4 separate regions of the Homo sapiens genome follow, and regions 2, 3 and 4 are each linked to region 1. A link is a loop called in an ENCODE intact Hi-C map of the cell type or tissue named here. Cell type or tissue: PC-3. All regions are shown on one strand. Links, peaks and the distances in the headings refer to the core of each region. The heading gives the core; the rest is flanking DNA.

The links. Peaks named below come from ENCODE experiments on the same cell type or tissue, not always from the same donor. Only the 100,000 strongest peaks of a DNase experiment are listed, where the experiment ranks them.
Region 2: it touches region 1 in a loop (2.8-fold over the local background); 5 of 110 quality-filtered maps call a loop at or near these places.
Region 3: a loop joins it to region 1, with 4 times the contacts of the local background. A loop is called at or near these places in 3 of 110 quality-filtered maps.
Region 4: a loop joins it to region 1, with 5 times the contacts of the local background. A loop is called at or near these places in 12 of 110 quality-filtered maps.

Annotation. Positions count from the first base shown.
Region 1 is chr10:17,834,048-17,842,227 of GRCh38, forward strand. MRC1 (mannose receptor C-type 1) reads left to right here. Exons shown (of 30, transcript NM_002438.4): 5 at 6,646-6,759. Among named protein-coding and RNA genes, the nearest start is that of MIR511, 7.0 kb to the right of the region's middle. In PC-3, for the core only: a CTCF peak has its summit at 3,245; DNase peaks (open chromatin) are centred at 1,794 and 3,094; H3K4me3 peaks cover 562 bases; H3K27ac peaks cover 1,374 bases.
Region 2 is chr10:17,779,423-17,787,602 of GRCh38, forward strand. All of the region lies in intron 3 of TMEM236 (transmembrane protein 236), which reads left to right. Among named protein-coding and RNA genes, the nearest start is that of MRC1, 26 kb to the right of the region's middle. RefSeq lists an enhancer at 7,938-8,180. In PC-3, for the core only: no CTCF peak of the experiment used is centred there; DNase peaks (open chromatin) are centred at 3,679 and 4,109; H3K4me3 peaks cover 897 bases; H3K27ac peaks cover 2,620 bases.
Region 3 is chr10:17,739,560-17,747,739 of GRCh38, forward strand. No RefSeq gene overlaps it. Among named protein-coding and RNA genes, the nearest start is that of TMEM236, 8.6 kb to the right of the region's middle. In PC-3, for the core only: a CTCF peak has its summit at 3,494 (motif pointing left); no DNase peak of the experiment used is centred there.
Region 4 is chr10:17,603,504-17,611,683 of GRCh38, forward strand. It overlaps HACD1 (3-hydroxyacyl-CoA dehydratase 1), which reads right to left. Exons shown (of 7, transcript NM_014241.4): 2 at 427-544; 3 at 223-241; 4 at 57-145. Among named protein-coding and RNA genes, the nearest start is that of HACD1, 9.8 kb to the right of the region's middle. In PC-3, for the core only: a CTCF peak has its summit at 4,195; no DNase peak of the experiment used is centred there.

The DNA of each region.
Region 1 (8,180 bases), core at 348-5,347:
GAGTCTCTAGAGCCAGTGCTAAGAAGGATTCTGAGGGCTAATCTAGAATCAGAGTAAAAGATGCCACAATCGATTAATGATGTCGTTCTTGGACGCAAGGCAGTGGAACAATCCTGGTCAAGTATCCATCATCCAGGTCTAACCTGAAGCCACAGGTCTTTCATTAGCCTCATAGAGGTCAAAATGATAAATTAAAAGACTGCTACCACTGGCAGAGACAAGTCAGAGGCTGTTTTGAAACCCTGAAACCCTGAGTTCTTTTAGCCTCCTGTCCCTCGAACCCCCAGGCTCTACCAGTTTTCAGGTTTTATTGATACTCTTTCCACAATGTGTTTGGTTTTGATGTTGTTTTGTTTTGTGTTGTGTTGTTTTGTTTTGTTTTGAGACGGAGTTTCCCTCTTGTAGCCCAGACTGGAGTGCAATGACGCAATCTCAGCTCACTGTAACCTCCACCTCCCGGGTTCACATGATTCTCCTGCCTCAGCCTCCCACGTAGCTGGGATTACAGGTGCTTGCCACCATGCCCAGCTAATTTTTTGTATTTTTAGTAGAGACGGGGTTTCACTAGGTTGGACAGGCTGGTCATGAACTCCTGGCCTCAGGTGATCCACCTGCCTTGGCCTCCCAAAGTGCTGGGATTACAGGCGTGAGCCACCGTGCCTGGCCAATGTGTTTGTTTTTAAAATATCTGTTTTTATTAGATTGTGAAGACTAAAAGGGCTAAAGTTTGCTTGAGAAGAGAGTATCCGTTTTAGCTTCTAAAATATACACTTGGGGAAACAGAGAGATTAGGATCAGAAATTAGTGTGGGAGCAAAAGCATCCCCGATTTCTTGCCCCCAAAATCTCCTCCCTCCAGTTTTTCTGGACACGGCTATATTAATATTAGTCTGTCTCTGCTCCTATGACTGCCATGTTCAAAAAACCCCTTGTGGCTTCTCATTTCCCATCAAATAATTAACAAAATACATTTTGCCTGACATTCAAGATTGCCACCTGCTGAACATCTGTACTATTCCCGGTCTTGCATTTTGCGGTCACAACAAAAGAAAAGTCAGTCTTGGATTCCTTGTTTTTCCTCATCCATTCTCACCCTCACATCTTTTCCCATGTCATTTCTTTTGCCTGGAATTCTCACGATTGTGTACAGTTGAAATGCAATTCTATTTCCATCTGCATTTCTCTTATTTGCTTATTACCACTTTTATTAGTATAATAGCTACTTACACATATGTCCTGCTTCCTTGACAACACTATAAATACATTAATTTGTTATTATTTATTTACTTATTCATTCATTCCCAAGATATCTTGTACCCATGTGCCAGGCTTTGTGCTAGGTCCTGGGGACATCAAAGCTGACCCTGTCTTGTCCACATGCAGCTTAAAAGTCCAATGGGAAGAAACAGATGTAAACAAGAAAACAAACAAATGAATAGGTACCAATTATAATAAGTCCTGCATGGAAAGCAAACTGAAGGCCATGTGGAGATCGCGTCAGAGGGGGAAATAGCTGAAAACGGGGAATGTCTTGTGAATATTTATGACCCCTCTTCCCCCAAGGAGGTTCACACAGAGCCTTCCAAGGAAGGGTCTCACCAAACATTTGCTGACTGACATGTTAACATGCAACAAAATAAAAATACTTAGAAATTCAGTCTCCTGTTTGGAAAACTAGACAGTCATGGCAAGAAGACAGTAAATGCAGTGGTTCTTCTGTGTGAAGTGGCTTATTCATCACCTTGGAATTCTGTTAAAGTGATGATGCCTGGGCTGAGATCCCGAAGACTCTAGATCAGTAGGTGTGACACAGGGCACAAGAATCTGCCTTTTGTCAAACTCCTGGGTGATTCTGGGGCAGCTGGTTGAAAGACCATATCTGGCAAAACACTGTGTTAGTTCCTGCTGTATCCAGGTGCTAACACCAGGCAGCAGAGCAGAGAGGCTGAGAGCAAAGATTCTGCAGCCAGACTGCCTAGGTCCCAGCTCTGTGAAACTGGGGGAGCTTGTGGGGATTTGCTGAGGCACCTGTGCTTTGGTGACCTTGTCTGTTAAAAGAGCTAATGTGTGTGAGCCAATACAAGGGCAAGAGCACACTCCCTACCTTGCCTCATTTCTTAGCACCTACCTTTTTCCAGCTATTTTCAGATGACACCCGTCACCAACCAGAACACATCTCTCCTATAAGTTATTATTAAGGAGACCGAGGATAGAAAAGCAATATGATGTCACTGTGGATTCATAGTCTTAGAGATAGGGTTCTTCCTCTGTCTGCTCAATTATTCTGTTTTGCATTAGCCTTTGGGACCCTTCTAATAGTGGAACAGAAAGGATCAGAGTGATTCATATTTACAACCATGCACAAAAATAAGGAGGAAGAGGAGAAAGTACAGAATAGACAAAAGTAAATTTATGTAGATGATTAAGGAATAGAAAAGATGATTCGAGGCAGTCTTGTGGTTATTTGGGCAGACTTGCAGGCACGAGAGAAAATGTATCAGAGGTGGTCTGGGCACAGTGGCTCACCCTTGTATTCCCATCACTTTGGGAGGCCGAGGTGGGTGGATCACCTGAGGTCAGGAGTTTGAGACCTGCTTGGCCAACATGGTGAAATCCCATCTCTACTAAAAATACAAAAAATTAGCTGGGCACGGTGGCAGGCTCCTGTATTCCCAGCTACTCGGGAGGCTGAGGTAGGAGAATGGCTTGAACCTGGGAGGTGGAGGTTGCAGTGAGTCGAGATCGCACCATTGCACTCCAGCCTGGGCAACAAGAGTGAAACTCGTCTCAAAAATAAATAAATAAATAAAAATTTAAAAAAAAAGGAAAGAAAATATATCAGAGGTGCAGAGGTGAAATGGTTTCAGTTGATGTGTTTTTGGTTTTTGTGTTTGAATTTATTTGTGGGGTGTGTTATCTCTTGGAAGCCTGGGGACAGAGCACAGGTTACTTTGTGCGCTCTCCACCAGCTACAGAGAAGGAGCAAGTGATCTGAGCGGACAGCGGCTTTGCCCAAGCACAGACTCATTTCCTGGTTCCCGGACTCTGCTATCGGACTCGAGCTGCAGGAAATGCTTCCCTAATCAGCAAGGGCTTTTCTTGTGTCTATCAGGACAGCAAACAAGCCCCAGGAGATCCAGAGGCTGGGTTCACCTCAGATACTTACTTGAATCTTATCCAAGCCTCCGGAATTTCAGTCAGCAAATTTTCACTGGCATCTGGATAAGAATGGCATCTCTAACGAGATTTGTAGTACTTCCTGCCTTTCTTTAAGTAAAAAATGTCAGGCATTAGGACAAGAAAAACTCTGACAGGGAATTTAAAAAATAGGGGAAAGATATTCCCTCCCCACTGTTTATTTGAAAGAAAGGGATGATACTCAGTGTTGATTGAGATATATTGGGGAATAATCCAGAAAACAGTGGTGTGAGTGTGTAATTGCAATCCACTCTATTTTGGAAAATATGCCATTAAAATGAAAAAACAACCTACAAAATATTTACACTTTTAAAATAAGTTTTCTTTTATGTGAGGGTTTTGAAAAGTCTGTATCTTTTTATTTTATTTTATTTTATTTTATTTATTATTATTATTTTTTTTGAGACAAAGTCTCACTCTGTCGCCCGGGCTGGAGTGCAGTGGCACTAGGACTTAAGTGATTCTCGTGCCTCAGCCTCCTGAGTAGCTGGGGCTACAGGCATGTGCCACCAAGCCTGGCTAATTTTTTGTATTTTAGTAGACACAGGGTTTCACCATGTTGCCCAGGATGGTTTTGAACTCCTGAGCTCAGCTGATCTACCAGCCTCAGCCTACCAAAGTGCTGGGATTACAGGCGTGAGCCACCATGCTCGGCCAGTCAGTATCATTTTTTAAAAATGTAGAACCTGGTTTGATGACTCTAATTAAATTGTCTGCCAATTACTGAAGAGCTACTACATACTAGTTTCTGGGCTTTAGTTCTAAAGCCCACAGCAACCTCATGAATAAATATTATTAGCCCCACTGTATAGATGAGATAACAGACTAGGAGGGAGAAGTTAGGAAACTTGCTTAATGCCTCCTGTTTAGAAAACAGCTGAACTGGAATTCAGCCCTGTCTTCCATTTCACCCTGCCTGTGTCTCACGCACAGAACACCCGGGGATCCGCTGGTTCCCAAAGCACTGATGAGAACCCTTAATTTTGTCAACATTTCCTGGCTCCAGTAAATGTGTTCCAGATTGGTGGTGATCTGATTTCATATTATCTGCCAGGTGAAATGTTTCTGCCTGGCAACACGTTTGCACACTACCCACAGCTGTTTTATCGTCTTCCCTTCTGTTTCTACCCCGAAAAATGTTGGGACGCTCTATGGAGTCTCTGAGTCCTGAATCAGATTTGTGGCTCCGTATGTGCAGGATGAGGATTTACAGAACTGAAATAAGATATAGGAAGTGAAATTTGGCTTGTTTCCCCGATGGTTTTTACCAGTTTCCTTTGGTACTGCCTGAAAAACACATTGGACCTCAATTAAAAAAAAAAAAAGAAAGTAAAAAAAACAGTGTAATATTGGACATTTGTGTATCTTCTATTACATCTAAGTTCAAAAGTTGGTATATAACCATTTCAGACAATATATGCAGAAAAGTTACGCCTTGAGCATGTGAGGCTGGGCGCAGTGGCTCACGCCTGTAACCCCAGAGCCTTGGGAGGCTGAGGTGGGAGGATTGTTAGAGTTCAGGAGTTCGAGATCAGCCTGGGCACTACAGTAAGACCCCAACTGTACAAAAAAAATTTCTGGTTTGAGTTGGTGTCTGGAAACAAAACAAACAACAAAAATTTAGCATGTGGAATTGTTGCTTTGTGCAGCAATACTAAAATATTTTGGTCTGCTCTTTTATAAAATTACAAAAGCATATTAGAGAAAATTATTTGTGGACAACACCCATCTGCTTTAAGAGATATATTTTAACCCAAGATTTGAATTTTGCTTCTAAGTCACACCTTTGCCAACCTTAATATGAAGCTATTGATAATAATAATAATAATGGTAATAATAACAGTAGTAACTTATATTTATGGGGCATATACCATATGTCAGGCCTTGTTTTAAAAAGTATTAACTAATTCAGTTCTTCAAGACAAGTTTATAAGTACTTAGAGCTGGTAAAAGATGTCAAAAGGTAATTCTCTTAAAGAGCTATTATCATTTCTCATGATGCCAAACATAGTAATTTAGTTACGCAGTCTCAATATCTACTTCAGTTCTTCTTTAATCAGCGAATTATTTATAATTTTTAAAACTTAAATACACTTATTTTCGTAATTAAGTTTTTTAAAATCCCTGAGTAAATTGGTTTTGGGAATAGCTAGTATTAAAATGCTACTTTTAGGAGCATGTCCTGTAGAATACGTCTGTGCAAGTAGAAAGATAATTATATTTAAGTTAGTACAACTTTAAAGAATTTGTGAAAATTCTTTTAAAGAATTTTTTTGAAGGTTGTTGAGTACAGTGGTGTGTACCCTGTAGTCCCAGCTATTTAGGAGACTGAGGTAGGAGGAACGCTTGGACCCAGGAGTTGGAGAGCAACCTGAGCACCATAGTGAGACTCCATCTCTAAAAAATAAAAATAAATTTAAAAAATGTTTTTAAAAGCCAAAGGATAGTTTTTATTTTAATTAATTGCTTTTGATCAATTAAAATAACTCAGAACAGAGAATTCTCATTGATGGTTTCAAAAAAGATAGAGGTGGCAGGGTATGGTGGCTCACGCCTGTAATCCCAGCATATTGGGAGTCTGAGGTGGGCGGATCACCTGAGGTCAGGAGTTTGAGACCAGCCTGGCCAACATAGTGAAATGTCATCCCTCCTAAAAATACAAAAAAAAAAAATTAGCCAGGCGTGGTGGCGGTCACCTGTAATCCCAGCTACTCGAGAGGCTGAGGCAGGAGAATCGCTTGAACCCGAGAGGAGGAGGTTGCAGTGAGTGGAGATTGAGCCACTGAACTCCAGCCTGGGCGACAGTGCAAGACTCCAACTCAAAAAAAAAAAAAAAAAAGAGCGGTAATAATAGGTTAGAGTGTTTACCGCTGAAGAGCTGAGGTCCGTGTTGTTTCTGGTTTTATGACTTCCACATCAGTCCTAGAACAGAATTGGAAACATTGTATTTTTGATTTCTTCACTGCTTAAGCAAAGCATCCTTGGTGTTAGCATAAGCACTTAGTGATTAGTATTTAATCATCATGTTAACGAAGAAGAGAAATTGACTTTAAAAAATGATAAAATAAAATTCTTAGAATAAGGTTTGAAATATGCAGTGGAGGTAACACCTATTCATATTCACACAAGAAGACTTTACACTATCCTTGAGAAAGTAGATAATAGTCAAGATGATGGGGTTTGAAGCCTCATTAGATCTGGGTTGGAACTTTAAAAATCTTACCAGATTACCTATGCTGCCTCTGCCTCCGTTTCCCCACCTATCAGTGAAGGTAATAATTTTACTTGCCTTAGGTTGTCAGGAGAATCAAAGGAGACATGGTAGGCATGATTATTGTTACTTCCCTCAGTGACATTTTGATTCAAGCACTTAGTTCTGAATTTAATTTCAACTGTTTTCTGAATGCCAAGTTCTTGTTTGTTTGTTTTGCTTTCTTTAAAAATATAGGATTAACCAGTTCCTTGACCTCAGGACTCTGGATTGGACTTAACAGTCTGAGCTTCAACAGCGGTTGGCAGTGGAGTGACCGCAGTCCTTTCCGATATTTGAACTGGTTACCAGGTAGGGTTAAGCCTGTTTGTGTCGAATTAATCCAAATTTAAGTCATCTAGACGCCCCGAAGACGTTTATTATCTCACCTGTTGATCTCAAAGAGAAGAATTGGGAGACTTCATCAAATACAGTTCATTTCACCTTGTTTTGAAATCTATGCTAGATTTCCATTTACTGAATTGTAAGGTTATACCAGCTTCCTGGGATAGGGATTTGTCTGCCAGGATTCTCACACAAAACAATAAAGGTCTCTGTTTAAAGTTTCAGTTCTCAGAGTATCCCTGATGTGTTGGGTACTATATTCAAAAGCAGATGTTGTGGCTACTCTTAAACATGATTTACTAAATATGCTACTTGCATTGTTACTATATACTTGCTGTTGCATTGACTTTGTCAACATCCTTGAGAGGATTAGCCAACATCTCTTTGTAAAGTTTGACAAGTGGATTGAAATTATTTTGGGTTGGAGAGATTTTTTATGACTGTACCTTGAGTCATGAGGTATTTGCAATATTGCTGTCCTTGTGACAGTGATTTTAACATCTACATTAACACCCACTTTTCCTGTTTTTGATTTAATAACATCGGCTTAAAAATACTATCTCAGTTACAGCTTATGATATTCCATACTAGCATAAAAATTCATTAGAGGTTTCTCAACAGTAGTTTATAGAAAAACAGAGTTGGGGATGATAAAACCTACAACAGCTTTCTAATTTTTTTAGAGGATAGAAAATGCTGTGAACTAATTATTTCTACATTGTCATAACATGAAAGTAACAGAATATAAAATAAGTTTACATATTGAGCAACTATTTAGAGAAAACAAAAAAATGATATAAAGTTTTTCTTATTCACCAGTACCAACTGGCGTTAGTAGCCACTTGAGGCCTTCTATTGGGTATAAATTCAATCCCCACCCCTCAATCCCACCCCAGTGCCATTTTTTTTTTTTTTTTTTAGGAAAGAGTGCAATTAATGATTAGTGACGTCTGCCGTGGGTGTGGGAAAGGAGAGAAGTATCATATTGGTCACATCTTATCAAATCTCCTATGGGCCATACCATTATAATACGGTGTTCTTCAGACAGTCAGACTTCTCTTTTAAAGCCATTGAGTGGTTTTCGCATTTGGCTTAGAAAACTAAACTCTCCATTTTTGTTTGTTTGTTTGTTTTTGTTTTTGAGACAGGGTCTCACTCTGTTGCCCAGGCTGGAGTGCAGTGGCGCAGTCTCAGCTCACTGCAACCTCAGCCTTCCTGGCTCAAGTCATTCTTGTGCCTCAGCCTCCTAAGAGGCTGGGATTACAAGCATGCACCACCATGCCTGGCTAATTTTTTAATTTTTTGTAGTGATGGGATTTCCCCACATTGGCCAGGCCAGTCTCGAACTTCTGAACTCAAGTGATGTGGCCTGCCTCAACCTCCCAGAG
Region 2 (8,180 bases), core at 1,581-6,580, 53 kb before region 1:
AAGAGGACTTTCATCTCCTCTTCTTCACTGTCTTTTTTCTGCTCCCATTTAATTAATTAGTTAATTAATTAATTTTTTGAGACAGAGTCTTGATCCTCCTGCCTCAGCCTCCCAAGTAGCTGGGAATACAGGAGGGCACCACCATGCCTGGCTAATTTTTGTATTTTTAGTAGAGATGGGGTTTCACCCTGTTGGCCAGGCTGGTCTTGAACTCCTGACCTCAAGTGATCTGCTTGCCACAGCTTCCCAAAGCACTGGGTTTATAGGCATGAGCCACCGTGTCCACCTGCTGCTGCTGTTTTAAACCAGACCCACAGTGGGTCTCCTGTGCCCTTATTTGTTGGTCCAGACCCCTGACTACCTTGCTGCATCTGCTTTGCACTCAGCTTTTCACTCTCACGTGCAAACCCCTCAGCATGCTATTTTCTACCACTCCTGCTCGGCTCTGCTCTAAATGCTGTTGGTGCTGCTGTTGCTTGTGTCTGGGATATTGGTGGATGTTTTGCTGGTGCTTTAGACTGACTTCCTTTCTTCTGCTAGTGGGAATATTGGCTTCCTGCCACCGAGTTCTAGTTTTCTAAAGAGGTTTCAGGCAGAGCACTATAATAACTGTTTTTTTCTTGGAAACAACAGCCTTTTAGCCCTTAGAGTGTATATGTACCAACAAATTGGCTGGGCTTCAGTGATTTCAGGTAGTGGCCATTCTACTCCCCTGGAAACCACCATTTCCCCTCCCACTTATAGAACTCGTGGCTGAATGTGGCAGAGCCAGACTCCTTTGAGGCAGCTTTTCTCCATGGGGGTCTCATAGATCCTCAAATCAGGCTTAGCTATATTGCCTGAACCTCAATCCTTGCCATCGTTAGAGTCCTCTCCTTGTCACTACCTAGATTCCTTAACCCCCATCAAAACCAGTGGGTGCAAACAGACCTATGAAAGTGTCCATGATTAGAGAGAGAGTTTTCAGTCCTACCTTCAAGACTCATTTGAATAGGACTTGCAGCCCAGGCCAGACATGCTGTTACAAAGTGCTACAATAGATTTTAATAGCTAAAGTACTATGGTGCCACAGATGAAGGAAAACTTCATTTTATCTAAGGTGATGAAGGTAAGAGAAGACTAAAGGGAAGATCTTGGGTTTGCAGGAGTTTGTAGGTAGACATGGTAAAGAAAGCTTTCTACATAGAAGAAAGGTTGGGCCTCCAAGAACTAAGGCGTGTATGTAGCAAATGGCCATGTTTGGGAAGTGAAAATGAAGCAGTGTTGTTGTCTGGGGTAGATACCCAAGGTTCGTCATCTTGTGCCAAGAAGATTAAGGACATGGACACACACAAGGAGTGAGTTTAGGAGCGGAGGTTTAATAGACAAAAGAAAGAAAGGAGAGCAGCTCTCTCTCTTTCGAGACAGAGGGGCTCCTAAATGGGAATTCCAGCCATGACAGAGTGCACCGGGTTTTATAGACAGGCTTTAGGAGGTGGTGTCTGATTTACATAGGGCTCAGAGATTGGTTGGACTGGGTGTGATGTTTACATAGCACCCAGAAAAGGCTGGTCACCCCACCGTAATCTTATTATGCAAATGGACTTTCCACTTGGCTGGTGCCATGTTGCCTGCTCCTCACTGTACATGCAGCTGGCAAAGAGAAGGGAAGATGGAGCCACCATTTTGACCATGCCTAGTCCCAGGTGGCCTTTTCCTATTGGCACAGCTGCCAGCATTCACCTGTACACGCTTCCAGCTTGCTTGTCTGTGTCTGCAGCTCGATTTTACAGGCTGCTGTTTGTTAGAAAATGATTTGGGAGTGCTTTTCATTAAAAGGAAAACCTTACCAAGGACTCCCGTACCCTCATATCTGCCTAAATAATTTCTTCTTAACTCCTATATCAAAATTAAGCTTGGTTGGATTTCACACCTTGAATCAACAAACCTGGTGCTGGGAGGCAAGTTTCCTTCTTAAAACTGACTACTGTTCATCAAATTGTCATTTCAGAAACCTACAATGTTACTTCAAGAGTGACTAAAAATTTGCATGCAGCCCGGCGTGGTGGCTCACGCCTGTAATCCCAGCACTTTGTGGGGCTGAGGTTGGGGGTGGGGGGGATCACCTGAGGTCAGGAGTTTGAGACCAGCCTGGCCAACATGGTGAAACCCCGTTTCTACTAAAAATATAAAAATTGGTTGGCCGTGGTGGCATGCGCCTGTAATACCAGCTACTGGGGAGGCTGAGGCAGAAGAATCGCTTGAACCCAGGAGGCGGAGATTGCAGTGAGCTGAGATGGTACCACTGCACTCCAGCCTGGGTGATAGAACATACCTCTGTCTCAAAAAAAAAAAAAAAAAAAAAGGAAAGAAAATTTGCATGCGTGTGTGTGTTGTATGTGTGTGTTTGGGAGAAGGGAGAGCTTCATCATGATCAACAATATTTTTGTGTGTTTAAGAGTTGATGTTTTATGTGAGATTTCATTTGGGGGAAAAAAAAGCTTCCTCTGCTAAATGTTTAAAAATCATTAACCTAGGGCTTCATTCAGCATTGTAACCGCACCTGTTTCTAGGACACTACCATTTCTATGAAGAGATAGATAGGTTGCCAACTCTCTCTCCAGGCCCAGCTCCCTGGCAATCATGACTGCACCACCTAGAGGCAAAGTGAGCCCCCATCTAAGGTCTTGTGACTACTGCTGCTGCTCTGGGCAGTTTCAGCTTTGTAGGCAGAGTGACCCGTCTTGGTGGGGTACAAACTGGCTTGAGGCTCAACACCTTTGAAAAACAGATAAACCTTTTAACATGCCATGTTGAATTTTTTCTTTCCAATGTTGCATTTTTCCAAAAGAACACATACTCATTTTAAAAAGTTATAAAATAGAGATAAACAAAAAAGAAAAGGTAAACCAACCATAACCCTACAAACTAGAAATTTGTTACTGGATAGCATCTTGATGTACATTCATGTGTTAAGAAAACCTATTCTGCAACTCTTCTTTTTTTCTTAATGTATGGTGGGCATCATTCTCATTATTACATCTTCTTTTTGTTTTATTTTGTTTCATTTTGAGACAGTCTCACTCTGTTGCTCAGGTTGGAGTGCAGTGGCATGATCTCTGCTCACTGCAATCTCTGGTCCTGGGCTTAAGCGATTCTCGTGCCTCAGCCTCCCGAGTAGCTGGGACTACAGCCGTGCACCACCACGTCCCTCTAATTTTTGTATTTTTAGTAGAGACGGGATTTCACCGTGTTGGCCAGGCTGGTCTTCAACTCCTGACCTCAAATGATCCACCCGCCTCACCTCCCAAAGTGCTGGGATTACAGGTGTGAGCCACCGCGCCAGGCCTCATTATTACATCTTCTACTGTGTAGAAGGTGTTATTGGTCAAATTATATTCCATTATGTTAATGAGCCATGATAATATATCTAGCAGATCCCCAGTTGTTGAACAACTAGATTTGTTCCAGTTTTTAACTATGATAAATCCTGCTGTTATGAGTCTCATTCAGAAGTAAAAGGGTTGAGAAGGACAAGGATATGGTTAGAATGCCTGAGGCGATGTGCTTGAGTTGGACAGGGCAGACAAGTCATGGTTAAAGCACGTGTCCATGTGTAGTGCAGGTGGGCTGTGTTTAAAGCGCCCTGTGCTCCGTGTGGGAGTCAGAAACCTCTCAGTGAGGTGACTGGCAAAACAGAAGCTGGGGATGGAGAGAGTTAACTGCCTCTGGATGGGAGCCGAATGATATCAGGATGATGATTGCAGAGTGTCCTCAGAAGGCCTGGAGCATCTGCTCATGCCCAGACTCCTCAGCAAGAACACTGCCAGAAGAAAGTGACTACTAGGGACTGGTTACACAGGCTGGGAATGTCGAGGGGCCCGTAATGGGATCGTATGTACTGTGCGGTGTGGCAAGAGGGGTTTGGCTGCATTAGGGAGAGCCGCATGGTCAGAGATGGCTGGCTAGAGGTGAGGTCAACAGGCTATTTGAGTGGAAAACCTCAGCTCCCTGCAAAGGAGGCGGTTTCCACTATCACATCAGCGAGAGGTGCCCGGTATGATGTTGGCAGGGTAAGGTTTTCAAATAAATCTGCTCCCAATGGCCCTCGTCCAATGCCTTCTGTGTGGTCTTTTAATATCAGAAACTTGAGTCAGTGCCTGCAGGCACCTCAGCAGCATAGATGGCTATTTCCTTAGGTCAAATGTTCAGATGCAGAACTTCCGGCTCACAGTCCGTGCAAGCTTTTAAGGTTTTTGATATGTGTAGTTAAATTGCTCCCTCTAAAGAACTTACCCTCTAAATAGCAACGTAAAGAAATACCTGTTTCTCCTTAACCTTACAACCTTGCAACACTGGAAATTTATTCCATTTCCTCTCTTGCAAAATAGTATCGTAGGCAAAATAGTAGTAGTTGTAGTTGTGTTTGCCCTCTTCTCATAGGCTTATTGGCCAGTTGTATTTTTCTTTTAAATCATATATTTAGGTCTTTGATCTGTTTTTATGTTGGTATGGCCATTTTTCTTTTATTTTCTTCTTCTACTTCCTTTTTTTTTCCTGCTGATTCATGAGTTCTATAAATAGTAAGGCTGTTAAGTTTTGCCTGTCATAGGTGTAGTGTATGTTTCAGGGTTCTCATTTGCCTTTTAATTTTACTATGGTGTTTTTCATATAGGGAATTTTAAATTTTGATGTCATCCAAGCTATTAGTATTTCTGTATGGTGTAGTTATGCTTAAAAAGTCTTTTTTTCACTACAAGTAAAAATTATTTACCAATTATTTTCCCGAAGCAGTTTACATTTAAATGTTTAATGAAGAAAAATTGAATTCTCTATAGGATACAAGTTGGTTAATTTATAAATAACCAATAAGTTAGACAAGATAGTCAACATGTTTATTTACCTGAGCTGGCAAAGTTTTTAGACTTCTGATTCTATTGTATTTCTTCTGGTGTTTCCAACATATAAAAAAGCACTTAATAGAGTGCTTTAAAAATATCAGTGCCAAGCACAGCTGCCCCAGATGAACTGAATCAGGATCTCTGGGGATGGGATTAGGCATATTTGGATTTTAAAAAAGGAAACCTCATTGAGTGACCCTGATTTATATCTCTAATTAAGAGCAGTGCTTCTCATCCTTGGCTGTACATTAAAATCAACTATGGAAATTTAAAAGTTTTGATGCCTAGGATGCTGCCTGGTTAATGAAATCATAATTTTTGGAGTGAGGCCCAGGCACTACTAATTTTTAAAATTAGTGATTCCCAGGTGATTCACAATTGGGAAAATAATAGGAGTGGATAGGGAGAAAGCAAGCAAGGGGAATTTACATCAGATAATGCCCCAATTTCTTCATGAAATAGGAAGCAAATTTTCTGCTGAGAACAATGGAGATGGATAGAGGGGAGAGGACCCAAAAGAATGGGGAAGCTCTGGGGTAACTGCTGTGGGGAATGGAGATGAAGTGGGCGAGGGATAGGGAGACAGATGGATGAGTAATGTTGAGTGTGCAGCAGAAATTGGAACCAGGAATTTGTTCTGGGGCCAATCCAGATAATGTGATTTTTTTCCTCACTGAGGCTCAGAAATCTGGGCCTTGCAGGTTGAAAAGATAGAAGCGTTAGGACTGACCCAGATTTGGGAGTTCGCAGAGCAGGAAGGAAGAAGGAAAAGGAACTGTTTCTTTCTGAGTTATTTCTTCTTGGTATTGACTTACCAGAATATAATTTCTGAAAATGAATGCCAACAGTAATTTTTATGGAAAGTCTAAGCTATTGCCATTGAATCGGGGGCCACTGGTTATCACAAATACAGGGACTCTTAGCCGTGGGTTTCCACCAGAGATCATCAACGTGTCTTCACTATACATATGCATGAGCTCTACCTAGCGATCAACAGACTGGAAGACAGAACCTGGCATCTGTAATTTTTTAAAGCTCCGCCATAGATTATGATGCCCACTCTGAGAACCTCTTACTATAGAAAGTGCTAGGAGCTGTCATAAATATCAAGTTAAAAGCAGAGAGGCCAATCCAAGCACAGGCCAATCCAAATTCTTAAAGGGAACTGGCTTTCCAAATTTCCTTGAAATGTAACTCATGACACTTTTACCAAATAGCATGTAAGAGATGTCATAGACATTAAAAGGAAACAAACAAACAAAAAAAGGATGTAGCTTTTTTTTTTAATAAAATGAATGGCATTTTGAGTTCCTCTTTAGTTCTTTTTAAGAAATAGCTTATTATACAAGATGAGCCCCTAGTGCGAGCTGAATTTCCATAATGTGTTGTTTTGCAATGTGCTCAGGGGTGACTATGAGGAACACTGTGTCCGGGGACCAACCGGGGGGGGATATTTCCTTTCCTACCCTCCCTTTGCTACTTAGAAGAAGGAAGTTTCAGGAAAGTATGTTAGTTCTAGGATTTTTTTTCCTCTTCTCAAGAAGTAAGTGGGCATCTACTAGACTGGGGTAAGAGAAGGGTAGGATTTCTGATTTATATCTTCTAATGAAGTGCCAGCTGTCTGGATTAGACCCATGAGATTGGGCCAAAAGCTATACTGGAGTGAGCCGGGTACCAACAGACATAGAATGTCAGGTGCTATCAAAATTTTCAGTGAAAGCTCCCTTTGATCTTGACAGCTTTATATGATTTTAATAATTTGGCATTAAATTGTTTGTTTTTCCTAAGTGGGCAAAAGAATTGTGAATAATTTTAGTATATTAAATGAGACACTTGCAAGTCGCAGAATACTTTGGAAACAAATATTTCAGGGAGACTGATAGGAATAAGGGAATAAAAGAATTCAGCATGTGTTACTTTATAATACCAAGCCTTGTGTTCCATATTATTATGGACCAGTTTGACATTAAAGGCATAGGTCACTGATTTTCAATATTTACATTTTCATATCTTAGGTCAAAGAGAGCTGATCACCTGCATAATGTGTGGATGTTCTTTTTCTCTTCTGTTTTTTGAGACAATGTCTCATTCTGTTGTCCATGCTGGAGGGCAGTGCCACGATCACAGTGCACTGCAGCCTCGACCTCCTGAGCTCAAGTGATCCTCCTGCCTCGGCTTCCCAAAGTGCTGAGATTACAAGCATGAGCCCCTGGCTCAGCTGATGTTCTTGATCATTTGTTGTTGATATTGTGTGTATACTAATAGTAAGGTCCTATCTAGAAGAACACCGCTTTTCTCATGTTCTGCTTCCACTTGCTATTTTGGGACCTTAAGTCCTTCTGTTTCTGGATGTGTGTGCATAGGTGGGGGGACTGGAGGGTTCTCAGGGCTTCTTCCTATGAGATCACAAACATGATCTTCTTGAAATTACACATCTGCCCTGATATGGTTTGGCTGTGTCGCCACCCAAATCTCAACTTGAATTGTATCTCCCAGAATTCTCACATGTTGTGGGAGGGTCCCAGGGGGAGGTAATTGAATCATAGGTAAACCTGACAGTAAATAAATACCTGTCTTTCCCATGCTATTCTCGTGATAGTGAATAAGCCTTATGAGATCTGATGGGTTTATCAGGGGTTTCCGCTTTTGCATCTTCTTCATTCTCTCTTGCTGCCGCCATGGAAGAAATGCCTTTCACCCTCTGCCATGATTGTGAGACCTCCCCAGCCATGTGGAACTGTAAGTCCAATTAAACCTCCTTTTCTTCCCAGTCTTGGGTAGGTCTTTATCAGCAGCATGAAAACGGACTAATACATGCCCTTTCTTCCCCCTGCCTGGTGACCCCTGACGCTACTGGTGCCTGGATGGTCTCTGGCATGCTTTGAAGCACTGCTGCTGCTGTTGGTGCCAACTGTCTGCCCAAGCACTGTGGACTGTGCCATGCCAGACAGCGCTGGCACCCTCTGTGGGGCCTGATGTCGCATTACATCCTCTCTTAGTGTTGAGCTAAGTCCCCTTAGTGTTGCCGGTCCCCAGCCTGTGCTGCCAGGTGCTCCCCATGTCTTCCAGGGTATGTTAGTGGAATCAATCGTCATGGCCTTGCTTAAGGGGCTCCCTCCAGGACTGGGCCATAGGGGCATCTGAGTGGTAGACTCTGTGCAGAGCTCCACATTTTTTACCCATTGACTCTACGGGAACCAGAGTCAATGGCTGGGCCGAGCTTTCATGCTTTGGCTTCCTTGCCTTAGTGCAGGTTTTTTCCCCAGAATGCTCATTGCTCCCTCATGCTAATAGATTCCA
Region 3 (8,180 bases), core at 1,228-6,227, 94 kb before region 1:
CAATCCATCAACAGTCTGATGCTGGCCTTGTACTGTAAGTCCAAAGTATTATTGTTATTACAGAGGAGGGTCATATAGATTAATTTAAATACCTTAAGTCAGATCATACATAAATGTTGAAAATAGAAGTCATACCTGGGCCACTACCTCTTTGGTGGTGATTTAAACCATTACATTTTGTTTACTTCTGTACTTACGATGATGACTAGGTGTTTACATTAAATTGGCTTATCCATGCTTAAATAATATAGGAACAAAAAATATACTCAAATGGCAAGATACAGTTTTAAAAAATATACATGCAAACAGTTTAAAAGTGTAACTAATTGTTGGTATGTATGATGTTTTCATTTAATTCCCATTGTTTCATTTTAACAATGATATAAAGGTCAAAATAGAATTTAGCAGATGTTTAACCACTAGAAGGATCTAACATTGAGTAAGTGGACAGAAAACAGTTAACTGAGCAGGCTGGACTGCTGTCTTTTGAAAGGCCTGTTTACAAAGTTGGCCCTTGGCTGGCGTCTGGGAACTTAAATTTCGGGAGGGTTCCCACAATTCCCAGAATTGATAAGAGTGGCTCACTGTGCCTAAATGATTTGCGTCAATGATGTGGTTTATGCTGAACACCTGCTTGCCTTCTGGGAGTCTGGAAGTTTGGTGGGTTCCAGGCAGAATGTGCCTTGGCGACCAGCGCCCCGTAAAAACCATGGGCACCGAGTCACTGAGGAGCTTTCCTGGTGGCAACATTTCATGTGTTGTCATGGCCCATTGCTGCGGGAACTCAACAGGTCCTGTTTGACTCAACTGGGAGAGGACTTGTGCAAACTGGTACCCTGTTTCCCATGGACTTCATCACCTGTGCCATTTCCCTTTGCTGATTTTCCTTCAAGTTCTTTCAGTGTAAAAAATCATAGCCCTGAGTACAATCATATCTGACTCCTGTGATTCCTACACATTTATTGAAACGGGTGGTGGTCTTGGGATTCCCCCAACACAAGATACTGTCACCACCTTTAAGGAAGTAAAATGAATAAGAGAAATATGCATGTGAAACTATAGCACAAGGTTAGAATGTAAGTATGATAAGAAGAAATAGGGACCAATACTGCTTGCAGCTGGGTAATTAGATCTGGTCTTTGGTTATCTCAGTGTTTTGTAGCAAATTTAGTGTATTTCCATTAGGACCTTTGAAAGAATCCAGCTAGACTAGTGTTGAATGAAATTTATGGGAGGCCATTATTTTGATCTAGGCTCCCAGCAGATCAGACTAAACCCAAATGCAGTCACCAGTTGAAAGTTGAAAGTGCCATGTCATCAAATTGAACTTTGAGAAGTTTTCCAAACACCTGGAGATTTATAGCAGCCAATCAGAAGGGGCCCAGTGTACCTGAGCCAACATGCTAAGGAGGCCCCCTCTGATGTAAACTTATAAAGTAATTATTAAAAGACCATATCTGCTATTCGTTTCTTATTTCTGCTCTCTTCAGCCCTTTTCTGTCTATACAGCCAGTCTCTTCTGCTCTACTCGTCAAGGTTTTTATACTATTTTATAGAATGAGATGCTGTCCTGATTCATGAATTGCAATAAATGTCTGCTCAATTTTTAAATGAATTTTATTGTAATTTATTTTTTTTTGAGACGGGATCTCACTCTATTGCCCAGACTGGAATACAGTGGCATGATCATAGTTCACTGCAGCCTTGACCTCCTGGGCTTAATCAATCCTCCCACCTCAGCATCCTGAGTAGCTGGGCTACAGGCGTGTACCACCACGTGTGGCCAGTTTTTGATATTCTGTGGAGATGGAGTCTCACCATGTTGCCCAGGCTGGTCTTGAACTCGTGTGCTCAACCTGGAGGTTCAGGTAAAATTTCCTGAATAACAACTGGCCCATTCTCTGTGCTTAAACTATTAAAAAACAAACAAACAAACAAACAAAATTAGACTCATGCCTATAGTCCTAGCATTTTGGGAGGTTGAGGTGGGAGCATCACTTGAAGATAGGAGTTTGAGACCAGCCTGGGCAATATGGCGAGACCCTGTATCTACTAAATAAAAATTAGGCAGGAGGTGGCTAAGGTGGTGATATGCACCACCTAAGTCCCAGTTACTTAAGAGGCTGAGGTGGGAGGATGACTTGAGCCCAGGATTTCAAGGCTGCAGTGAGCTAGGATTGCACTACTACACTCCAGCCTGGCAACAGAGTGAGACCTTGTCTCAAAAAAAAATTGGTGCCCAGTCACGGTGGCTCACATCTGTAATCCCAGCACTTAGGGAGGGTGAGGCAGGCAGATCACCTGAGGTCAAGAGTTCAAGACCAGACTGGCTAACATGGTGAGACCCTGTTTCTATTAAAAATACAAAAAAATTAGCCGGGCATGGTGGCGGGCGCCTGTAATCCCAGCTACTTGGGAGGCTGAGGCAGGAGAATTGCTTGAACCCAGGAGGCGGAGGTTGCAGTGAGCCCAGACCGTACCATTGCACTCTAGCCTGGGCAAGAAAAACGAAACTCCGTCTCAAGGAAAAAAAATTGGTAAAAATTCCTGCTGTCAAGAAACTTACATTTCAGTTTGAGGGAGACAGGCAAGTAACATAAAAGTAAAATATTATGTTAGATAGTGTTACATGATAAAAATGAGGCAGAAAGAGGGATAGGAAGCTGGGGGAGTTGATGAAATTTTAGATAAATTATCTCATGAGAAGATGTCACTTAAGACCTGAAGAACGGGAGGCGGTTGGCTTTTTGGATATCTCTGGGGAGTTTTCCAGGCCAAGAGAATAACAGGGCAAAGTCTAACAGAAGCCTTTATGCTTGGTGTGTTTGAAGAATATTGAGGAGGACAAGGAGAGAGGAAATTTAGTCAGAGAGAGAGGTGGTAGGGGAGAGATCGTGGAAGGCCTGGAAAATTATGGTGAAGCCTAGGGCTTTGATCTAAGTGGCTTTTGAGATGAGCTCTGACGTACCTCACTAAATATCAAACTAAATGAGCCAAATTTACATAGTTCAAGATGGCGTATGATCCTCCACAAGACTCACAACTTAATAGCCTAAATTTTAAAAAGGAATAATTAAGGTTGGAAGATTTCAAGCCTATAATATCTTTTAAAATATCAACTCAAGGCCAGGCACATTGGCTCACACCTGCAATCCCAGCACTTTGGGAGGCCGAGGCAGGCAGATCACTTGAGGTCAGGAGTTTGAGACCAGCCTGGCCAACATGGTGAAACCCCGTCTCTACTAAAAATACAAAATTAGTCGGGCATGGTGGTGCATGCCTATAATCCCAGCTATTCGGGAGGTTGAGGCAGGAGAATCGCTTGAACCCCGGAGTTAGAGGTTGCAGTCAGCCGAGATCGCGCCACCGCACTCCAGTCTGGACAACAGAGTGAAACCGTGTCCCAAAAAAATACATACGTATATGTGGGTATCAACTCAAAAATTGTGATGAAAACAGAACAAAACCAAACCTGCGCCACCCAGTGGAGTAAGGAAGCACTGCATACAGGCAGATCACTCAGAATTTTTTTTTTTTTTTTTTCTTGAGACGGATTTTTGCTCTTTTTGCCCAGGCTGGAGTGCAATGGCGCGATCTTGGCTCACCACTCCCGACCTCAGGTGATCCGCCCGCCTTGGCCTCCCAAAATGCTGGAATTACAGGCATGAGCCACCGCACCCGGCTAGAAATTTTAACTTTTATCTACAGTGATCACATTAACTGCACAATTATCATTTTTGCTTACTTTGTGAATATATGGTGGGCAGGACTACTAATAGTTATTTTAAGATATTTTAAGTTACGTACGGAAGAATTGGAGAGTTGCAAACTTATTAAGTCCTCAACAGTGAAGATGTGGGAAATTTAGTTTAAAGCATCCTTGTGAACTTTGGGATGAATTTATGCTAATTGATTAGGCCTGAACCTACATTTTTGTCTGTTTAAATTTGTTACTCTGGAATACCAAAAGGCTAACTTGTTTTAGTCCCTTGAAAAATAAAATTTGAGAATTGTTGCAAACAGTGAAGGGACTTCCTTTTTTCCTTTAATACAGTTTTTTAAAAATTTCTAGCTCATTTACACATTACCACACACACAATTTGTGTGATGACTACATAGTGGAGTCGGAAATTTTAATTCACTTTCTTTCCCTTTTAAGATCTGGGAAATTTTAATGGAATGACATTTTAAGGGAGCATAATTTTTTTTTTAAGTAAGGATTTCCTATACATTTTGTTAATTTCAAGAACAGAGTCGGCCAGGCGTGGTGGCTCACACCTGTAATCCCAGCACTTTGGGAGGCCCAGGAGGGCAGATCACAAGGTCAGGAGATCGAGACCATCCTGGCTAACACGGTGAAACCCCGTCTCTACTAAAAATACAAAAATTTAGCTGGGCTTGGTGGTGGGCACCTGTAGTCCCAGCTACTCAGGAGGCTGAGGCAGGAGAATGGCCTGAACCCAGGAAGCGGAGCTTGCAGTGAGCTGAGATTGCGCCACTGCACTCCAGCCTGGGTGACACAGCGAGACTCCGTCTCAAGAAACAAAAACAAAAACAAAAAAAAAAACAACAATAGAGTCACCAGTTATAAAAGGGCCACAAAAGTGAATACACTGTCACCTTTGCTTTTACAAAGTTGCTTATTTGATAGCCAAACAGATGAAATAATACTTTTTCCTATAGTATATATTTAGCATAATCTGGACTATGATAGCATGAAATTGGTCAAGGGGGCTTATATCAGATAGTAATATCATCTTACTAAATTCTCTTCAAGTGATTGATTGGTCATGCCTGCGTGCGATGATCAGCAACTCTGGAAATTTCAAATAATCAGTAAACCAGGCCCCGGAACCTACTTTCACTTCTTCCCTAGGCTCTATGTACATTCAGCTCCATCCCAAGAGCAGTTTCACTGCCACTAGCTCCTGTCTTTTTGCACATCATAAGATCACAGGAAACAAACCACGGATATGCCAGAACATTCCTGGCAGTTTGTACATTGTGTTTCACAGACCCTACACTGAAAACAATGAGCAAACCTTGAGATTACAAATGATCTTCCTAACAATTTTAGAGACTCGATTTTTGACTTCCTGCCTGCAGGAAGGAAATGACAGTTGGAAGTGTGGAGAACAGGTGTTCCCCTGCACAGAATGATATCTTCTGCTTACTAAAATAAAAAACACTGCATCAACACTCCTACATGGAAGTGAACTCTAACCACAAGGCTCAGTCTTTTCACCACGGATCCAGCTTCAGAAACCCAAATCTGTTTCCTACCAGGAAGCTGTTAAACCCAGCATTAAAGAGCAAAGTAAGGCGCAGAGTTCCTCGAATCAGTACTGGGTTAATCCAAGTAAAGAATCTGGGTGGTTTGAAAATGTCCCCTTCCATGTCTTTCCAGTTACCACAGTACAACTGCATGGCACACTTATCAGAGGACTTAGAAGGGCAGGAATCAGGATTGGAGTAAACGGGTCCCAGCTGAAGGGTAGGTAGGTGATCTTAAACCCTCTTTCATCTCCCGTTGTCTTTGTCTCCAAGTCAGGGGTCTGGGATTATTTCCTCCCAGTAGCTTAGTGTTGGCATAATAGCTTTCTTTTTCTTTGCCAAGGTCGCTAGTTGCTCTATCCCTCATGAAGGAACCTTCGCTGCTTCATAATCCTTTCTGTGAAACTCAGGCAAATGACACCTTAAAAGGGCTGAAGACTCTGACATAATTGAAGGCCATGCCTCGGGTCAGAGAAATACCAGACAGTCCTCTCCAGTCTCCTTCATTAATGGTGCAAACCCATTAGGGCGTGTGCATTTTCTGAGGGCCCACAGATTGGAGAAGGCTGGGGAAATATTGTAGCACTCCCATCTATGAAGCCGTGGTGAATGCTTGAAAAGGGTCATAGTCTTTTTCAACAGGCATCACGAGATTAATCAGTTCTGCAATCCACAGCGACTTTGTCTTTTCTCTTTTACCTTGAGACCCCAAGGAGCCATGCTGTGGAGAAAGAGATCTGGTAGCTTTATTTGGAGCCAAGCATTGCAAGGGTAAGGAGGAGCGAGCGAGGAAATTGAAGCCTGTAGACTGAGTGAGTAGATTGAATTGAGACTCATAGAACATGATTTCTCCTTCTGAAATGTCAGCGTGGGAGACAGCTCACTCTCCCTTGGAATAAAAAAAGAGTTAACCATGATCAAATCCCTTCACATTCCTTCTGCTGCCTACTTCTGTCTATTTTTTTTTCTCTGCCGTATTCTTATTTCTTTAATTTTTTTTTCTAATTTTTATTCCTAACTCACCACTTCTCTCTCTCTTTTTGAGTTGGAAGGAGGACGGGGTCTCTGTTGCCCAGGTTTGGAGTGCAGTGGCGCAATCATAGCTCAACCTCCTGGGCTCAAGCGATGCTTCCTCTTCAGTCTCCTGAGTAGCTGGGACTACAGGCACACACCTCCATGCCCAGATAATTTTTGTATTTTTCATAGAGATGGGGTTTTGCCATGTTGTCCAGGTTGGTCTTGAACTCCTGGGCTCAAGCAATCTGCCCACCTCAGCCTCCCAAAGTGCTGGGATTACAGGCATGAGCCACTATGCCTGGCCGTCTCCACTTCTCTTATACTTCTCTTGTGCATTCCTTTTTTCCAGGAATACATATTAAGGGACCGTTGTGTGCTTGGCACTGTGCTGAGAAATGAGGATGCACAGATGAAAAGCAGATGCTCTCTGCCTTCCAGGAGCTCACGGTTTTGTGAGGGACCCAGTGTGTAAATGAATGGTATAAGAACATTTTATCATTTGTGCTACCCTACAAGTATCCAAAAGATGTTTTGAGCCTGGGCACAGTGACTCACGCCTGTAATCCCAGCACTTTGGGAGGCTGAGGCGGGTGGATCACTTGAGGTCAGGAGCTCGAGACCAGCCTAGCCAACATGGCGAAACCCCATCTCTACTAAAATACAAAAATTAGCTGGGCATAGTGACTGATGCCTATAATCTCAGCTACTCTGGAGGCTGAGGCAGGAGAATCGCTTGAGCCTGGGAGGCGGAGGTTGCAGTGAGCCGAGATTGCGCCACTACACTTCAGCCCAGGTGACGGAGCAAGACTCTGTCTCAAAAAAAAAAAAAAAAGGTGTTTTGAGAAAGGAGGGATGACTTAATTCCGCTTGGAAAAGCAGAGTAAGAAAAGGTTGCACAGAGGAGCAGGAGAGAAAACAAGGGTCTGTAGAAGGATGAAGCTTCCCTTTTCAGCCTTTTCCTATGAAAGCAGGAGAGGATGATCCAATTCCACCCAAAGGCCCAGCCAGAAAACAGTGGTTCAAACCTGTCTCCTGTCTTCTGCTTGCCTCTTGACTATTTCGCTGCTCTTAGGTACTACCGTTAAAAGGATAATTGAAGTGCAGTTTGATTATTTGGCTTCTATAAAGTAAGGGAAATCAAATTGGTGGAGGATAGATTTTAAAAAAAAGCACAAAATTGTTATTGAACTCCCTCCACCCCACTTCACCCATGCTCTAGGGACAGCCCTGTGAACAGTTTGACAAGTATCTTCCTGGATTTTAAAATTTACGTAGAAACCTACAACTACAATATTTGAAATCAAAAAGATTGTACCACTGATGTTGTTAGACATAGTATCTGTATCTTGCTTCTCTGTCCCACCCTCTTCCCTATCTTACTACATCATGAACATTCTTAGAACTATTTTTCCTTGAAAAAAATCATTATTATTTTTAGAGGCAGGGTTTCCCTCTGTTACCACAGGCTAGAATGTATTTGCTGTTCACAGGTGCAATCAAAGTGCACTGCAGCCTCGAACCCCTGGGCTCAAGCAATCCTCCCACCTCAGCCTCCCTAATAGCTGGGACTATAGGTGCATGCCACAATGCCTGGCTAAATTTTTAATTTTTTTTTTTTTTTTTTTGGTAAAGACAGGGTCTTGCCATGTTGCCCAGGCTTGTCTGAGACTCTTGGCCTCAAGCAATCCTCTCACCTTGGCCTCCCAAAATACTGGGATTGCAGTATTTCACTGCACCCAGCCAGAACAATTTTTCAAAGGAAATATTATTACACTATACAGAGAAAATTGCTGTAGCAATATACAGCTACCGCTTTGAGTCAACAGAAAGACTGATACAAAGCTTACCTCCTCTGAGAAGGCTTCTCTGATAAACTGTGAGTTTTTTCC
Region 4 (8,180 bases), core at 1,423-6,422, 230 kb before region 1:
TATGAATGGAAAGCTTTCCTGCAGGCTCAAGTAGACAACATGTTTGTGTCACTTACTGGTTTTATACTGTGAGTAATGAGCCACACCATAAAGATTCTTGAACTCACTTGGACCCCAGTCACAATCACAGAAGTAGGTACAATTCCTTAAAAAGAAAAACAAGTGAACTATTGCCCTAAAGGCAATTTATAATAAAAGTATAAAATTGAAGCAAAAACTCACCAATTAAACAGTGAACTATCTGTAAGCAAATAGAAAAAAATCATTACGTCAATAATAGAAAACATTAAATAAACCACTGTCAACATTGGCATTCAGCAAATCCATAGGTGGTATGTAATCAGCAAAATCATATTGATTTTGCACAACAAAAAATGTTCACATAAATATTACAGCAATAGAAAAACAGCATGATGGAAAACTTACCTCAAGCAAGGCAAATGTCTGGAAAAATTTAAGTGTCTTCTGAATACTTTTATATAAACCTCTGTGTGTTCCTTTTTCCATATAAAAACGTACCATGGCAATAGCTAGAACCAACCACCTAAAAAAAAAAAGTATTTCATAAAGTTCTTTCGAACTTAATACCACTGATTTATACATTTGTGTTTACAGCAGCGTTATTCAAAATAGTGAAAAGGTAAAAGCAACCCAGGTGTCCATAAGTGAGTGAATGGATACTTGAAATGTGGTCTATACAGGCCTGGCACGGTGGCTCATGCCTGTAATCCCCGCACTTTGGGAGGCCAAGACGGGCGGATCACGAGGTCAGGAGATCGAGACCATCCTGGCTAACACGGTGAAACCCCGTCTCTACTAAAAATACAAAAAATTAGCCGGGTGTGGTGGCGGGCGCCTGAGTCCCAGCTACTCAGGAGGCTGAGGCAGGAGAATGGTGTGAACCTGGGAGGCGGAGCTTGCAGTGAGGCAAGATCACGCCACTGCACTCTAGCCTGGGCGACAGAGCTGTCCGTCTCAAAAAAAAAAAAAAAAAAAAGAAATGTGGTCTATACAGACAATAGAATATTAGCCTTAAAAAGAAAAAGAAATTCTGACATATCATGCAACACGGATAAACCTTGAAGACCTTATGCTATGTGAAATAAGCTAGGCACAAAAGGACTAATACTGTATGATCATTTTTTTCTTTAAAAAATTTCTTTTTTTGCATTATGTGTTGCTGTCATCTTTAACAAAGAACAATTATTGGCTGATTGATTGAGACAGGGTCTCGCTCTGTCACCCTGGCTGAAGGGCAGTGGCGCAGTCTTGCCTCACTGCTGCCTTGACGTCCAGGGCTCAAGCGATCCTCCCATCTCAGCCTTCCCCATAGCTGGGTCTACAGGTGTGCGCCATCATATCCAGCTAATTTTTGTATTTTTTGTAGATATGGGTTTTCGCCATGTTGCCCAGGCTGGTCTCAAACTCCTGAACTCAAGTGATCCATCCACCTCAGCCTCCCAAAGTGCTGGGATTACATGGAGTGAGCCACCATGCCCAGCCTGTATGATTTAATTTATATGAGGTATACACAGGGTAGTCAAATTCATAGAGACAGAAAGTAGGATAGTGGTGGCTAGGGGCTGGGGACAGATGGGGCAATGAGGAGTTAGCGTTCACTGGGTGCAGAGTTTCAGTTTTGCAAGATGAAAAGTTATGGAGACAGAAGGAAGTAATGGTTACACAAAAATGTGAATGTACTTAATGCCACTGAACTTACACTTTAAAAAGTTAAGATGGGCCGGGTGCAGTGGCTCACACCTGCAATCCCAGCACTTTGGGAGGCCGAGGCAGGTGGATCACCTGAGGCCAGAGGTTTGAGACCAGTCTGGCCAACATGGTGAAACCCTGTCTCTACTAAAAATACGAAAATTAGCCAAGCATGGTGGCGCACACCTGTAGTCCCAGCTACTCCGGAGGCTGAGGCAGGAGAATTGCTCCAACCTGGGAAGTGGAGGTTGCAGTGAGCCAAGATCACGCCACTGCATTCCAGCCTGGGTGACAGAGCAAGACTCCATCTCGGGAAAAAAAAAAAAAAAGTCATCAATTAATATTTACTTAATTTTCACTAAAAACAACAACAACAACAATTGCTGAGCCACAGATAGAAGATCAGCCATGGGCCTGCTTTCAAAAAGGTTGTTTAAAAAAAAAAAAACAAAAGAAGAGGCCAGGCATAGTGGCTCACCCCTGTAATCCCAACACCTTGGAAGGTTGAGGTGGGTGGATCACCTGAGGTCCGGAGTTTGAGACCAGCCTGGCCAACATAGCAAAACCCCATCTCTATTAAAAATACAAAACTTAGCCGGGTGTGCCGGTGGGCACCTATAGTGCCAGCTACTCGGGAGGCTGAGGCAGGAGAATTGTTTGAACCCATGAGGCGGAGGTTGCAGTGAGCTGAGATGGTGCCACTGCACTCCAGCCTGGGTGACAGAGTGAGACTCTGTCTCAAAAAAAAGAAAAGAAAAGAAAAAAACAGCCTGGGCAACATGGCAAGATCCCGTCTCTACAAAAAAAAAAAATTTTAGAGGCATGGCGGCACATGCCTGTGGTTCCAGCTACTTGGAAGGCTGAGGTGGGAGGATCACTTGAGCACAGAGGCGCTGGTTGCAGTAAGCTATGTTTGTGCCACTGCAGTCCAGGCTGTGCAACAAAGACCCTGTCTCAAAAAAAACAAGAGAGAGAGAAAGAAAAAAGAAAGAAAAAAATACTATATGCCCTCGCTTTTAAACTTACGTTTGCATATAAATATAGCTTATGTTCTGTGAATAATAATCGTGCTTTAAATATAAGCTAGAGTTGTGGAGACCAGCTTTCTCATACTACTTCTTACTCTTCCTAAAGTCACCAATAAGAAGTTTATTTTTTTCCAGTTTCCCCTGCAATTCCAAAAGCACGTTTAAGTTTAAGCAACTTACCTCATCTGTAACTTTTTAAAAGCTCTAATAACTCACCCAGGGAAATGAGGAGCTACCCTAGTCTTTTAGATAGTCTCCAAAGAGTCTAGTAAGTAGATTTATGAAATATAAAATTATCATGCAGTTTTAACTTTTTTAATCAAAGAACACTCATACAGTGGACAAATGGCTTGAAAAGATTCCTGCAAAGAATCTACTAACTGAATCTGATGAAAATGCATTCTCAAGAGAATAATAAGATGGCAGAATGACACTTCTATTCTTAGAACATAATAAGGTAAAAGCAATGACTTGTTTATCAGATTGGCAAGAAGTCAAGTAAATATCTGAAAGGACCACAAGGACCTTTGAAATGCAGACATATTCATGATAATAACAATGACAATAATAAGTGTATTGTCAGAGTGCTTTCTATGTCTTAGACACTGTTTTCAATTCATAACATATTAACCTCAAATCCTCACAATAACCCTATGAGGCGAGGGTCTTCTATTATCCTATTTCACTACTGAGGAAATAGGCAGAGAGGGTCACACAGCCACCACTAAGCTCGGAGTATATGCTCTTAAGCCACTATGCTGTGTCGGTCTGGCTCTAAGTATATACTGTGCCCTGAGATACCAGTTAATGATAGCAATTCATATTTACATTATAAATATATTTTTAAAGTTATATGGAGAGTCTATGCTCAAATATTTTAATTGATAGTAGCATGCTATCCAAAAAGTTTGAAGGCCACTCTTTTAGATGAGATAATCATCTTCCAGAACATTCAGTTACTTACCCTGAGTCTTAGAGTAAGTTCATGACTGAGTCTGTAATAGAACCTCTGCAGTCTCTAGACTCCCTAGTCCTGACCCCTTTCCACTCTACCCCAGCTTCACTGTGGCTACAACTGATGGATCCATCTCATGTGAGCGCCAACACTGAACTGGACTGATCCTACAGCACTCATCGGAATCATGCTTTAGGTACCTTCCACAACTAAAGTATTATGATTTCATTATCTTCAATTCAAAGTCCCCATATTTCTTCTACTAAGAAAACAAAAAGTTTATTAAGATATTTTCATTCACATTTTCCATACACTTGTCTTTTTTAGGTGAACCCAAATCAGATGTCCACAAAAGATAAGTTTGAGAGGCAGTTATTAACCTACCAATCAAAGGAGTCATTTGGATGGCAAGTTTTCTACATTTTTAAACAGCATTGTATAAAAATCCATGCATCGTTAACATTATAACAAGTTCTACTGTTGCTCCATAGGTGGCAGTATTGTACCACCTAGCATAGTATCATGATCGTGCCACTCACTAAACTGTGGGAAATAAAAGAAATTGACAGGCTCAGGGATTTGAAAGGACCCATCGAAACATCTATTCTAACCTCTTGTCTGTTTTTCCTAAGTAAGGCCAGGAGCCAATTGAATCAGGGTTCACTTCCTAAGCCCTCCATCAGAAAGGGTGACAGTCAAAGAAAGTCTCTTTAAGGGTCCTATATTGAACTAGTTTTGAACTTCCTTCATCTATCGGTTTAGTAACTATAATAAAACAAACAGAAAATATTTCAAAAGCAACTGGAATTTCTGCAATTAGGATTTTTTTTTTTAGACAGATTCTCGCTCTGTCCCGCAGGCTGGAGTGAGTGGTGTGCCCATGGCTCATGGCAGCCTTGGGTTCCCAGGCTTCAGCAATCTTCCCACCTCAGCCTCTCGAGTAGCTGGGACCACAGGGGTGTACCACCATACCTGGCTCATTATTGTTCTTGCTGTTGTGGGGTTTTTTTTAGTAGAGATGGGGTCTCCCTATGTTGCCCAGGCTAATCTTGAACTCCTGGGCTCAAGCCATCTGCCTGCCTCAGTCTCCCAAAGTAATGGGATTACCGGTGTGAGCCACTGCGCCTGGCCAGACTCTCTCTTTTGTGATGCTAGCAGTTACTGATGATCATTGGCTAGATCCATTATTTCAACAATCATTGAAAAACAATATTCTAGCTTGCTATTTCCTTTGTATACCTCCTTTAGCCATTTGGAGGCTTGGACCGAAGATAGTCTTCAACTTTCATATACTCCACACTTTGTCTCCTTTTTTTTTGAAATGGAGTCTTGCTCTGTCACCCAGTCTGGTGTGATTTCAGCTCACTGCAACCTCAACCTCCCAGGTTCCAGTGATTCTCGTGCCTTAGCCTCCCAAGTGGCTGGGATTACAGGTACCTGCCACCATACCCAGCTAATTTTTGTATTTTTAGTAGAGATGGGGTTTCAACATGTTGGCCAGGCTGGTCTCGAACTCCTGACCTCAAGCGATCTGCCTGCCTCAGCCTCCCAAAGTACTGGGGTTACAGACGTGAGCCGCCACGTCTGGCCCATACTTTCATATATTGTTCATTGACACCTCTAAACTGCCTTTTCTAGATAAAAGTTATACTTTTGTTTAGCAGCCAATATGTGAGTGCTTCAACTGATTGTACACCAGCACTCATGCCAATAACGAGTCAAGCTGAAAGATTCATAAAAGAAAAAACAAACGCTTGAGAAACTGAATTTCACTAAGATTAAGACACCTGCTCTTTGAAAGGCACTGTTAAGAGAATAAAAAATCAAGCCCAAACTGGAAGAAAATATTTGCAAATCACATATCTGGTAAAGCACTTGTGTCCAGATTGTATAAAGAACTTTCAAAACCCTATAATAGGAAATCAAACAGCCCATTAAAGAAAAAAAATGTGCAAAAGGTTTTTTTTTTTTTTTTTGAGACAGAGTCTTGCTCTGTCACCCAGGCTGAAGTGCAGTGGCGCGATCTCGGCTCACTGCAAGCTCCACCTCCGGGTTCATACCATTCTCCTGCCTCAGCCTCCGTAGTAGCTGAGACTATAGGCGCCCGCCACCACGCCCGGCTAATTTGTTGTATTTTTAATAGAAATGGGGTTTCACCGTGTTAGCCAGAATGGTCTCGATCTCCTGACCTCATGATCCACTCGCCTCGCCCTCCTAAAGTGCTGGGATTACAAGTGTGAGCCACCGTGCCCAGCTAAAAATGGGCAAAAGATTTGAACAGATACCCAAGAAGATATATGATTGGCAAGTGAAGCACATGAAAAGATACTCAGTATCGTTAGCTACTAGGGAAAACAAAATCAAAATCCCAATGAGATAACAGAATGTACTTCTCGGAATGTCTAAAATTACAATGACTGACCACACCAAGGGTTGGCAAGGATGTGCACCAATGGGAAGTCCCATTCATTGCGAGAGGGAAGATAAAAGGGTATAACCACTTTGGAAACCAGTTTGGCGGTTTCATAAGAAATTACGCTTTGGGAGGCCAAGGCGGTTGGATCATTTGAGGTCAGGAGTTTGAGACCAGGCTGGCCAACCTGGTGAAACCCCGTCTCTACTAAAAATAGAAAAAAAATTAGCCAGGCATGGTGGTGCACGCCTGGAGTCCCAGCCACACAGGAAGCTGAGGCAGGAGAATCGTTTGAATCCGCAGGCAGAGGTTGCAGTGAGCCGAGGATGCACCACTGCACTCCAGCGTAGGTGGCACAGTGAGACTCCATCTCAAAAAAAAAAAAAAAAAAGAACGAAAGAAATTAAACACTTAACTATCCTATGACCCAGCCCCTCCACTCCTAGGTATTTACCCAAGCAAAACAAAAGCATATGTTCGTACATAGACATGTACATGCATGCTTATAGCTTGATTTGTAATAGCAAAAACTGAAGAGAGCCCAAATGTCCATCAACAAATGGATGGATGAACAATTTGTGGTAGGTCCATTTGCGGATCTGTCCTCAGCAACAAAATAGATTCTACGCAGCAATAAAAGATATGGCTCTTACTTAACATTCTGGGAAATGAACCTTGGGTTTCTTGTTCTATTAAATCATACTAAGTATACTGTGAAAATATCTTACTTTCTCTTTCTGCAAGAAGTGCAATTTTAGGCCAGGCGCAGTGGCTCACACCTGTAATCCCAGGATTTTGGGAGGCCAAGGTGGGTGGATTGCTTGGGCCCAGGAGTTCAAGACCAGCCTGGGCAACATGGCAAGACCTTGTTTCTACAAAAAATTTAAAAATTAGCCAGGTGTGGTGGCACGTGACTGTAGTCCCAGCTACTCGGGAGGCTGAGGTGGGAGGATCACTTGAGCCTGGGAGGCTGAGCAGTGAGCTGAGCTGGTGCTACTGCACTCCAGAGCCAGACTCTGTCTCAAAAAAAAAAAAAAGTACAATTTTAAATAAACCACTAGGAATAAAAATGAACATTTGTAAACATCCACTGTGCATCAGGCATCCTGCTAAGAACTTCATATCCATTATCTCTTTATTCCTTTATAATCTAGCTAAGTAGTTGTGCTGTTCCAACTTTACAGATGAGAAAACTAAGAGTCAGAGAGGTTAAGTAGCTTATCTGAGGTTACCCAGCTACAAAGGAATGAGACACAACCTTTAAACAACACCTTTGTGTATTGTGTACAGACTAAAATCCAAACATGTTAGCAAAGCATCTGAGGCCCAGTGCAATGCCCCAAGCTACCTGTCCGCCTTCATTTCCCACTCTACACTTCAGGTCCTCTTCTTTTTTTTTTTTTTTTTTTTTGAGACAGTCTCGCTCTGTTGCCCAGGCTGGAGTGCAGTGGCATGGTCTCGGATCACTGCAACCTCTGCCTCCCGGGTTCAAGAGATTCTCCTGCCTCAGTCTCCCGAGTAGCTGGGACTACAGGTGCACGCCACCACACCCAGCTAATTTTTTGTATTTTTAGTAGAGACAGGGTTTCACTGTGTTAGCCAGGATGGTCTCGATCTCCTGACCTCGTGATCCGCCTGCTTCAGCCTCAAGTGCTGGGATTACAGGCATGAGCCACCGCGCCCGGCCCAAGCCCTCTTCTTGATGCCTCAACAGATGTCTTGCAATTTCAGATCTCTGTCCTCTAACTCATGCTGTTTCCCCACTTATGCCTACTTAAGTCCTTCACCGCTCAGTTTAAATGCTGTGATCTCTCACAGAAAACTTTCTCTAATTCTCCCTACCTGTCTGTCCTCTGACACATCTGCTTAGCACTTATCTCATTATTTTATTGCAATTGTTGTTTATATATTAATGCCCCAGGTTACCCTGCTTCAAGGACAGGGCCTAAAGTATTTGAAGGACAATGCATTTATATATACGGGCACAAAAGTATTTGTCAGAAAGAAAGAGAGAGGGAGGGAGAGAAATGCTCACTTCCCTATTATGAGCAAGTGCCATAAAAATCCTTACATC